Linked DNA regions of Mus musculus: region 1 is linked to region 2. The links are chromatin loops, found by intact Hi-C in ENCODE. Cell type or tissue: left cerebral cortex. All regions are shown on one strand. Each heading gives the region's core, and the rest is flanking DNA. Links, peaks and the distances in the headings are about the cores only.

Region 1 (5,715 bases), core at 269-5,268, 95 kb before region 2:
TAGTTCCCCATTAGCCACACAAACCTGGGGAAGGCATCTTGCCCTTCTTGCATACCTTCTCAAACAACTGATCCGTTATACAATTTTAAAACGTGAGATATTTGGGGGGTATCTATCTTGTCGTAGGGCAGGAAATAAAGATAAATGTAGCCTCTGGCTTGCAAGAATGCTCCCGAAAGCTAAAATAGCAAACCACTCTCTCTTTGTCCTTGAGACTTTTAGATCCATGACTCTTAGAATTTGTTAAGTGGCTCAGCTAGAGGAAATGAAACTTAGATATCTAAAAAAAAAAAAAAAAAAAAAAAAAAAGAAAAAAAAGTTAGTTTTCCACCCTAATGTTTTTGGCCTATGTGCTAACTTTCAACTGTTCCCAATGACACTGTGACTCCTTGCTCAGCTAAGCTTGATAAGAAACCTTCATCCAAGGGACCTGTTCTAAGGAGCCAAAGAAGGAACAGTGTCTAGGTCCTCAGGCCCTGTAAGCATAAGATGCTCATGGCAGATCCAGAGTCACGGGCGGTTCGGGGGGATCCTTTCCAGTCTTCAAAGAGAGACATGTAAGAGTGCCGCCTTCCCCCGAGGCTTCTAATCACCAGTCAGTACTCCTGTCTCTGATAGACGTTGTTCAGACCTCAGGCCATTTGCTAAGAATGCAACCTGCTCCAAAACTCTATTAGATACACAGATGAGATCAGATCTTGCGATGTCATGATTCAGTGGGGTCCCAAGCCCTTTGATGACAGCCTTTGTTCTCTATCTGCCTGCTCTATTATCTGAGACCTACCTTATGGGATTCTTTCTGAGCTATAATGACTTATAAAACTACAGGTTGCTTGAGGAATACTGTTATCACAACCAGTGAGAGTTGCTGGACCATCCAATATGTTCAATAAGTACTTGCTTTAAATTAAGTTGAACTCAGTCTTATCCTGGAGGGAGGAAACTACTTCTAGGCATAACATTGATCACTTCAAAATGTGGGTTCCACTAGACAAAGGTTAAGGACACTTACTGCTGAAGGTGGCTACTCCAAAGAAAGTCAAGTACATTTTCGAGTTTTACACTAGGAGAGCCAGTGATTGTTTTTAAGTAAATTGTGTAGATAGACATAGATAAGCTGCTATTTAATCCAACATGTGCTTCTTAATTATGCTTTTTTTTTAACTAAGAAAAGTGTGAGAAATCTAATGTACATTTCTAATTCACACTATAATATCATGGATTGTATAGAAATTGTGGCATGGTGTTAAATAAATGTAGAAACCCATGAAACTTGGAGCTCAACACTGACACACGAACAGTCTGACTTGGGAAGGGAAGAGGTTATGACCTTTCTTGTGGCTTTTCTACAATCTCGCTTAAGTTCACATCAGAGAATCCTGCTTCTCTTCAGAATGCCTAGTTCTGTCAATTCCTGGCAGGCGTTAGATTACATAGAGCCTTAACACTCTAGAAATAGCTTGTTTTAATCTAACTGTTGGCACAGTGGGTTTTCCTTGAGCTTGCTAAGAGTGCCCCGAAAACTCTGTGGCTTGTTGGAGATTTCAATAGCTCTCCAGCAGGGGTTCACTTCCATCCTTGGTTTTCTGGTAAGAGTTCTTGTCTCCTGAGCCAGAAATAAACGTTGGTTATTGATTGTAAAAATACAACCCGAAGACTTATTCGATCTTTCAATGAAAATATCAGAAAAAAAAAGACTTCTGCTGATAATCAGGTTTCTCCCTTCTGGTTGCTTGTGGTTGTGTTGAGAAGACAAATTATTAACTAAACAATCATCAAGGTGATTAGGCATTGCCAATATGGCCATGTGTGGCTCGTAGTAAGCCAGTATTTAGCTTAGGAAGAGTAAAGTAGATTTCAGATCTGTGGGTGAGTGTTAAGAGAGACTGGCATTCAGGATTTTTAAAGGGGGGGTTTAGTTCACTACTCAAAGAGTATCTATCATATGATTAAGTTTTCCTTCATTTAACGGTTACCTTCCCGAGACATTGAAAACCAGATCAGATACCTACAGGAAGGGCATGCAGAGGGCATTGCTAAAGCCTGGGAGACACGGGAGTATGGATATGACCACAAAGATGCCTTTCCAACATCTATAGGAATGTAATGGAACAACTTAGTGAGCAAGGAATGAATGCTGTGGTTGATTCCCAGGAGAAACCAGACACTGCCCCCAGCAACCCGTACCTGGCAAAATGATCATGATAGTTCAGTTAATTTGATTCATGTAACATATTTTAGAAATCACTTGTAACAAAAGTCGGCAGAAGAATTTATCTTCAGATTTGGAGCAAACTCTTACCTGAGTTGCCTGTGTTCTTTTATGTAACTGGGTAAGTGCTGACTCTGCACTGAGCTTAACGGTGTGTGCATAGTTTCCACTAATGAGAGAGATTAAACACCAGGCAACTCACATACACAGCTTCCAAAACTTCAAGGCATTTTCAAAGCAAACGATTCCTACTTTGAAGACTGCAGTGGAATCTAAACTCTGTTTCTAAATGTTTGAAGGATTCCTTCTGTGCCAAGAGTTATAAGCAGAGTGTGTATATTATTTCTCTCTCCTTTTGGCTGGTTCCTAAATTTTAATTTGAATCTTAGAAAATTTGAGAGGAAAGGCAGTAGATAACAGGGTTGGGTGCCAAGGCTTGGAATTAGGTTTGGACCTGAAGCCCAGCATCGATGCTTATTTGAGGCTGAGCCAGTGACCATCTCTGGTCTTCATTCCCTGACATTTGATAAAGTTTATCGCTGAGCCTCACAGTATGTTTGCCTGTCTTTTCTTCTCAATTCACTTCTTTGAGGCTTATGGGTAAAACAGAGAGCCACACTTATTGTGCTGTGGCCATTGTCCTCCTGTGACTCTGAGTGACTAGTTCTTGCTTTTGAACTCTGGCCAATTTTCTCCGGTTAACAGCAAAGTGCCAGGGGAAGGAAAACACATAAAGGGGTTGGGCCAGTTGTCCTCTGAAACACTTAGGATGGAAAGGTCAGAGAAGTGGGGGATGGGCCAAGACTCAAAAGCAGCCATTTGCTGCTTTTGGTGTTCTAGGCCTGAGTTTTTCTTCACAGTTGAGATCACAGCCCAGCTTCCTGACTTTGGGTTTCAATTTGGCCTAATGTGCTCTTCGTATGTACAGTGTGCCTGTGGGTTGTTTTCACAGAACTACACAGACTTTCGGTTGAGGAGAGCCTTTCAGTCTCATACCAGGGATGCTTCTATCTTTCAAAGCATTCCTTCCAAGTCAGGATGAACTGGTCGTACTGGTAAGAAATCCTGCCTCAGGGAAAAGCTGGCTGGGCTCTGTCTGCTGCCCACTCATTTCTAATTGCTCTTTACCTGCAGAAACCGGGCCATGCTAAGTCTGCAGAGCCTAGAACAGCCTTCAGGACCATCGTATCCTCTCCTCAGATGTGTGTCGCATGACAGGGTCAGAAACTGTGTGGTCTCTCAAAGCTCTGTTCCTGAGGCTCTGGCTGTTCCTTATCCATAGGGCAGATGCTTGTCTTCTGGTGACCTCCAGATCTAGCCAAACTCTGCAGAAACAAAACAAAACAAAACAAAACTCTTTCTGGAATATTCTACTAGGATTTCCACACCCAGAGCGAACCTTACTTACTTTCTATAATATCGTTCTGTTCACACAGGACCGAGATTTCTGCCTAGTTTTTGCACATTCTTTCCAATCTATTTCACTTAACCAAAAGTCCGCAAATTTGGTGTGAAGGATTACCATAATTCCTTGCTATGTGTGCTCATGACAAAGTTTCAGGTTAAGATTCTCCCATTGGTCTTCTGTTGCTGGTGTGGAAACTTTAGTCATAAATAACTATAACCCTCTCGGGAGTGTGAAGTTCCAAATATTAGATTCCCTCATGAACTCTCACATTTGTGAAGTACGGTGTTCTTAAAATTCAGTTAATGTCAGTTGAGTGTTAAGGGTCCTGTTTAGTTCCGAACTGTAATGGTTGTTGCATAACTAATGCAAATTGGAAGTAACTGATGTGGTTTTGTTTTGTTTTTTCCTAGATGAGATGCAGGAGGTAAAAGCCACGCCCCCATGCTGCTCAGCCAACAGAATCAATTTGGCATCCTGTTGCTCTCCCTGGCTTTTCTTGCCTCATAGCCTTTGGTGAAATGTAGTTTTGTGGATATTTCTTATGGGCAAAATAGGAATCTCTACTTTTGGGACGACATCTTACGTTAGTGAGGATTATGCTCAGAGGATTAAATGCCCTTTACAATAAATTAAGAGCAATGATCATACTGCTTTCATCTTGTAATAGGACGATATAACTTAAGGAATAGAATAAGCCCTGTGTGGCTCAATCATGTCTGTGCTTTGCTCAGTGATGCGATGTGGGTTATACATCCCCAGAAGCAGATTTTCTCAGCAGCAACATTTATGGTACAGCAGGCTAACTCATGGCCAAATCCTATACCGTGCTGTTACTTGGCTGTCTCCCTCCCCCAGGCTTTTATTTTTACCTTGTGTTCTATCAGTAGAGCTGAGGTCTGTGGTCATGTGGAAGTCATGCTGCACTTTTAGGCTCCCCATCTGCCAGTTGTCTGAGTGGTGTTCTCTCTCTAGAGACATCTGTTTGTCGTTCTCTCTCTAGAGACATCTGTTTGTCTGCCACCCTTGCTGTTCCTGCGTGAAACGTCATGACCATCGATTTGTCAGTAGATTGGCTAAGGTATCACTCCATATTCAGACCTATTTGCAGATGCGGTATTTAGAAATGAGACATTTTATAGTTATCTTAGTCATATTTTATAGCATCGGGCCATGGTACCTATCATTTCTCTGTGAAAAATCAACATTTCTGTCTTCCTTTGGGTGTGGCCAGGACATAGGACTCAAGAATCACACTGTTCAGGTTCATTCCTGTGCTAACTCTTTATTCCTTTAATAGTACTGAATAACAACAGTATTGTCATGAGAGGGTACAGAAAGTGTTTCGTTCTCAATGTTGCATTACCAGTCAGCATGGCTCGGTGGCTCTCAGCACTCTTGGTAGCTGCTTCAGTGGTTATTTTTATAATTTTATAATTGTCAATGGGAGTCAAGAAGGAAGAGCGATGAAATCAGATTCCCCAAATAAATGTATGTACTTAGGCATGCGTGACATACATGTATGTTTCAAGAGAAGGAATAAATGCTCAAGGAGAGCACGAAAACTTTTGTCACAGATCAATCCTGAGGGGCTGACAGGAAAAAGAATCACTGTTCACAAAGCCTGTAACCAACAGAATATTTATGAAAGTTGTAAATGGGAGCCGACCTAGCATAACTCCAATGTGGAATATTCTACTACAAAGAACATTCTAGAAGAGAATCAGATCGGTGTGGAAGAACTCCAAGGAACATTTCTGTGGGACAAAGGCAGACCAGAATCTTCCCCTGCTGTGCTAGGCCAGCCTGGAGTTCAAGGCCTGACCTAGACAAGTGGCCTGCGTCGAGCCTGAGGGTGTGCAGCTGGCCTCTTCATGTATCCAGAAGGCTGCTGAGAAGGGTCCACAGATGTCCCGTCACCCTGTGCTGCACTATGGGATTTTTTTTCTCATAGCCTAAAATGTATTATGTTCCATGAGATCACAGTTTATACTGAGGAGAAAAACAGGACATTGTCCTCTTCTTAAGTCCCCAGCTCATTATACAACCTAGAAATCACTGGCCAGAGAAAAATGGCAGATGCGACTTTGTTTATGTT
Region 2 (5,715 bases), core at 290-5,289:
CTATTGTTTTTCCATGTCTGAACAAACTTTCTGTAAGCAGGTGTGACTGGGTTCCTGTGCACAGAACATTAATTCTTGATCACAAGGCCACATTCTCCATTGTCACAGCTCTCAGAGTATTTCATCACTCTGGCTGGCACATTCTGAATCTCTCACTTTGGGAAGTTTGCTAGCATTGATATCCTTATTCGGATAATAGTCGCCATGTACCTACAGTCTCTTTGGAAGAAAAGTCTATGTGGCCTTTCCAAATTGCCTAGCATTACATTCAATAAAGCAAGTTTTATCCCATAATAATTTTATGTAGGTAAATCAATCATCAAATAAGAAAGAAAATCTACTAATAGAAAAGAAAGGATTGCTCCCCTTTTTAAACACCCTTTTCTTTCCTGGCGTTTCTCTATGCTACAATTCTCCTCCTGCTCACTGGCTTCTGCAGCCCTGATTTTAGAGATACACTGTGTCAAGAGGTCCTAGATGTCAGGCACGCTACAAAGAAACAGATCAAGGGCTGTGCCAAGATATTTGACATTGTTTCCAAAGTATGTGATTATTTCAGCACAGTTAACAAAGTCGGCTTGCACTTCGCATCTACCCCTTCAGTGCTCATGGAAAACTACTTAAAGGCAGTGCCAAATTTATCTATATGCACTTTAGTCCCCATGGAAAAATCAGAGGTCATCATTGCAACTTTGTTCATGATACCGGCAGTCAGGGAGCAGAAGACGGAAGCTGTTATGAAACATCTGTATCCACACGGGTAGACAATTGCCAACCCCTGATCTGGGTTAGACAAAGGCCAGGGTGAGCAGGAAACAGGCTGCAGCAGTGACGCAAGGGAAGCTTGCTGGGGCTGCTCAACTCCCTTACTTAAGAGAGAACTGCAACACTGATGCCCAGGACAACAGAGCCCCTGTGTTTACTCTGACTCATACACAGTCCCCATGTTAATACTTTTCAGATTGTAGCTGTCTTTAATTAATAAGACGATCATTTGCTCTAATAGGATAAAGGTAGTGAAAGGCTGGTTAATACAAAACTCAAGGGAATGTGAACAAGGGAAGACAACAAAACCTTTATTGTTTCCTAGTTACCAGCGCATTTTCCCTTTACGAATTACTTCAGAGAGTATGATTTCAGATATATCATGGTGCCTCCTATCCAGTGCAAACGGGGAAGTACTACAACCAGGCTAATCTCTGGCCTTCCCTTCCCCAAATTCATTCCTTAGAATTACAATCTCAAATGAAAATGTTGGTATTGCCTGCATCACTGGCCTTTGTATCATAAGTATTATCGGGGAACCAAGGGTTGAGAAGGGGAGAAAAGTACAAGGAACAGGACCTGAAGAAATGAAGGCCAGTTAAGAGTGATGTTTTTAAGTCAATGACCATCCTTATAACCACAGAATAGTGCAGCTCTCAGCCGTCAATTCAGCCTTATACCTACAGAATCATGTAGCTGTCAGCCCTCTTTAAAGCAACTTCTTTTTGCAGCAGATGGTGACCATTACAGTGGGACCACCTAAGGTTCAGGGGGCAGCAAGATTGCAAGAGCCTGAGGACCAGGAGACAAGCTTTGAAATGGGGTATATTGGATATGACACAGTGCTTCACCCACAAAATCATAACACGGTGGCTGCCTAAGCATGACCTGCCCAATGGCACAAGTTGACATACCAACACAGACAGTGTAAATATCACAAGGCCTCACCCCTAAATGAGCTACAGACAATTAATTGCTACTAAGAGAGGGATTATCTGTCTTCTCTGGGAAAGAGCTTTGATGGATCATCCAATCCTACTTGGTTGCCCTTAAACAAATAATTCCTAGTGAGCAACACTAAATGGACTCAGCTGGCTGTACATACACACACACACACACACACACACACACACACACACACACACACACAGAGGCATATGTCACAAAAATAAAGAAGAGGCCAAGAGTTTCCATGGTCGTGGGAGGCCTGGGGTGAGCAGAGTCGAGAGCTCTGGGGATGGAAAGGATGTAAATACAGTATTCATGTCTTGATTTTCAATAAACTAAAAAAAAAAAAAAAAAAAAAAAAAAAGAAAAAAGAAAGAAAATTTTCATTAAGACCAATGTGGTACACAGCTACAAGGAATGGCAGTCTTTTCATATTCACATCTGTAAATATGAAGTACTTATCATTCTATTTGAGAATACTGTGACTTCAAATTCCACTGAAGTTAAAAATACTGAAAATAATGATTAATCAAAAGAGTAAATATGTATGTGGGAACAAAGCGCTTATAAAGCAAACCCACTTTGTGTGGGTTCTGTGTCTGTGAATATGCTCAACCCAACCTTCATAGGTATTTGCATGATTTAACCAAATAACACATACCATCATTAAAAATTTTACATTGATATGCATGGGAGGTTTATTTTAGTACACAGTCACATATTGTGACATGCCTTTTACTGGGGTTGTTATTGTATTTTGGTTTTGATAACTAAATCAGTGAACTAGAGAAATGTGGCAATTAGCAACTTCACATTGACCTTTGTTCATCTGGGCATCCGTTAATTTATGCAAGGCTTCAATTCTGCTACAAGGTTGACTATCAGTTCGCTGTGTGAGAAGAAGTGTTGTGAATTCATGTGTGGGGGAGCTTGGCCTTGTTGGAAAACCCTGCTTTGTGTTTTAGGTTGAAGGTCAGGGAGCTTTATCTAATAACCACTTAGATTTTGTTTTTCAGAAAATACATATAGATAAGTGAGTAGAAAAGTATGTGTTGATATTTGGAATAATGAGTTTGTTTACTTATTATAATAAAGCTCAGCTGATCATTGGTATCAATAACCCTGCTACATAAGGCCACTCTAGGAAAACCAATACAATCAGTTGATGGGGCATGGATATACTCCTTTGGTTATAAAAGTTATACTTCTGAGGATATGTTAGAATGCTGTGATTCTTCTAATTACCATGTTACCATCAGTAAATTAATTTGTTTTTAACATTGGACAGTTCACTCTAATTTTACTTTGGAAAACTTGGACTCTTTCTGAGCATGCCACAGGGCAGCTGGAAGAGCATTCGACTTAATGAGGTGAACTCCCGCACACAGAGGTCTTCACGTGTGTAATGATGATCTTTAAATACAGCTTTCATCACCTCTACATCTCTGTGACATCCTGATGTCATTTGTTCCTTCACGTCCTTTTGTTCTTTCTTTATGCTACGTGTGACTAATGCGATTCAAATATGCCTGTAGCCATGGAAACTATACGAAGGCGGAAATGTGAGTGTACTCATTTGCAGGCCTCCACATCACCCAGCCAGCTTCTCCGTCACTGAAATATGCTTTATGAAACTATTGGACACAAATAACTGTGGCTATGTCTGATATTCCACAGTAACTCGTTCCTTTTTAAAAGTGATAGTATTTGTGTTAGGAATCACTACTTGTCCATACTGCCTTGAGGTCATGTGGGGGAGTCCACCAACCTCAGTCATACAGTTAGATGTGTGATTTCTGTGAAAATGCTAAGAACTGACAGGGCATATATAGTAAGCACATGCTTGTCGAGCCACAGTTGCTGAGTGCCAGTGAATGGAACTCAATTGGTGCCAGTCGCCATTTTGAGATCTTGATTTATCTTTCATAGCTGCCAAAGTGAAGATATATTGTTCTCCGTCCATTTTAATTAAGGTCCCTTTTTTATTTGCCTACTAGGTGACTTTTATCCATTCTCTGTACTTATCACATTTGATTTTATTTCATCTATTTGTTTCTGTCAGTCTGTTTTCCTTTCTTTTTGCTTTTATTTCTAACTCATGGAGTCGTTAACTGGCAGAATTGGAGAGGAACACAGACGATACAGTTTAACACATGCATTTTATAACTGTGACAAGCCCAGCCCCCCAGTAGAACAGCCAACTCATAATCTTCCCCTTTGATCACAGGCACACTAAGCATACATGTCCCAGAATAAACTCTGACATCTCTGCAAAAGTGTTCCTCCCACAGCGCTTCTGATATAACAAATGTTGTAAGCCTGCACTCAAATGCTTAGGCCAAAATTCCCCCAGGCCATCCCTGAGTCTTGGTTTCCTCTCCTAGCCTGGCACCCAACCTATCAGCCAGGCTCAATTCAGGTCTCATCTCAACACAATGCCATCTTCCTAAGATCCCTGACTCCCACTCCACAACCTACTCTGTCCTCACCATGAATCATCTATGCGGAGCTACTGTGATTGGCAGAATCACTGTCAGCATGCTATGACGTAAGTCCCTTGAGGACAAGAGCTTTGCATATCTTGTTTCCTATGGTACCCTTAGCTTTAGAATAATCCTGGAACACAGAAAATGCCCAGTCATAATATAACTGGAAAAAAAAAAAAAAAAAAAAACAGTCCATGTATCTTAGCTGAGTCACTGAGCTGTAGTATCATGTGACTGTGGAGTGGCAAAGCTGAGAAGAGACAGTGAGGGTGCTCTACTTCCCCAGCATGCTCCCTATAATTAGCTGCCTCTCCTTGCTTTGTTTTTTTCTCCTAAAGCCTTAAGCATCTTGTACCATAGAGTATTTCCAACCCAAAGAAGGACCTACATGTATGTAGTTAGTTTTATGCAGTGTTCCTGGTTTCTTTCTTATTTTCTTGGTGTTCCTTTAACTTTGCAAGACCCTATGAGTTAGTTCTTCCTAAAAGCCAGTGACTATGCTCTTTTCCTTTAGAAGCAAACCGTTCTCATATTCCAACCTTTCTTTGGTCATTCAATGCCCAGTCCATCAGTGAGTAGGAGATAGCTCTGAATAAAAACCTTAAAATAATACAAACTAGAGTTGTTTATTAAGGTAGGCTTGGACCATGCCTCCCCCCTGCCCCCTGTATTTCAAGAATTTTTTGCAGTTGGCAGAATTTGAGATCTTGTGATTAGTAGGTCTGAGATGACCATTTTCTTAACACCTGTTGCCTAGGGACTACACTCAACTCCAAAAAGCCACTCCTCTAAAGCAGCTGTCCACATAGCTGTGGTGAAATGGAAGCCATGGGGACGATATCCTTCTTGATTTATTTCTCTAAAGCTAGGTGGTAAAACTCGCTGAAGAGTTAAGATGACTTAGACACCATCAGAAAGCACTCTTTGTGCAATGAACAGTGCTTAGCACACAAAAGACCTCACAACTGATCAACATGCAGAGAACGTGTCAGTAGAGTGCCTAGCCACAAATGGAACAACTATATCACAGCCCCTACACAAAAGCTCTAGGACCATCATGAACAAGGACTGGAAGAGATTGCAAGAGCCAGAGCTTAGGGGAGACCAGAGTGATGCAATGTATTCTGGACATGAAAGAACCACTGTACTCAGGAACTCACAACAGCTGCGCTTGCGTGCACAAAGCCTTCCAAAGATCCAGTCAACATTCTACCATGGAGAGAAAAAAGATCCATATGCCCAAACTCCTAAGTGGGGAGATGGGGTCTATGAACACTTGAGGGTTCTAAGAAAGAGAGGGTTAGTTTCCTTTAAAGCTGTGACTCCTATTAGGGCAATTACTCTGTAGTGAGTAACCTAATCCCCAGGCATACACATGCAGCATAAACTGGACTCAGTGAATGTTAAAAAATAAAGGACAGGAAGTTGAGTGGATATGATGAGGCAGGTCTGGGAGAATGGATATGATATGAATACGTTATATGACAGTCTCAAAGAATGAATGAACTTTTAGATG

Evidence for each region. A loop is a pair of places that touch in the nucleus more often than their neighbours do. Peaks named below come from ENCODE experiments on the same cell type or tissue, not always from the same donor. Only the 100,000 strongest peaks of a DNase experiment are listed, where the experiment ranks them.
Region 1: a loop joins it to region 2, with 2.5 times the contacts of the local background. A loop is called at or near these places in 3 of 42 quality-filtered maps.

Annotation. Positions count from the first base shown.
Region 1 is chr13:110,442,161-110,447,875 of GRCm38, forward strand. No RefSeq gene overlaps it. Among named protein-coding and RNA genes, the nearest start is that of Plk2, 50 kb to the left of the region's middle. In left cerebral cortex, for the core only: no CTCF peak of the experiment used is centred there; DNase peaks (open chromatin) are centred at 1,444, 2,503 and 4,506; H3K27ac peaks cover 2,668 bases.
Region 2 is chr13:110,537,535-110,543,249 of GRCm38, forward strand. No RefSeq gene overlaps it. Among named protein-coding and RNA genes, the nearest start is that of Gm32990, 28 kb to the right of the region's middle. In left cerebral cortex, for the core only: no CTCF peak of the experiment used is centred there; DNase peaks (open chromatin) are centred at 3,293, 4,115 and 4,433; H3K27ac peaks cover 2,659 bases.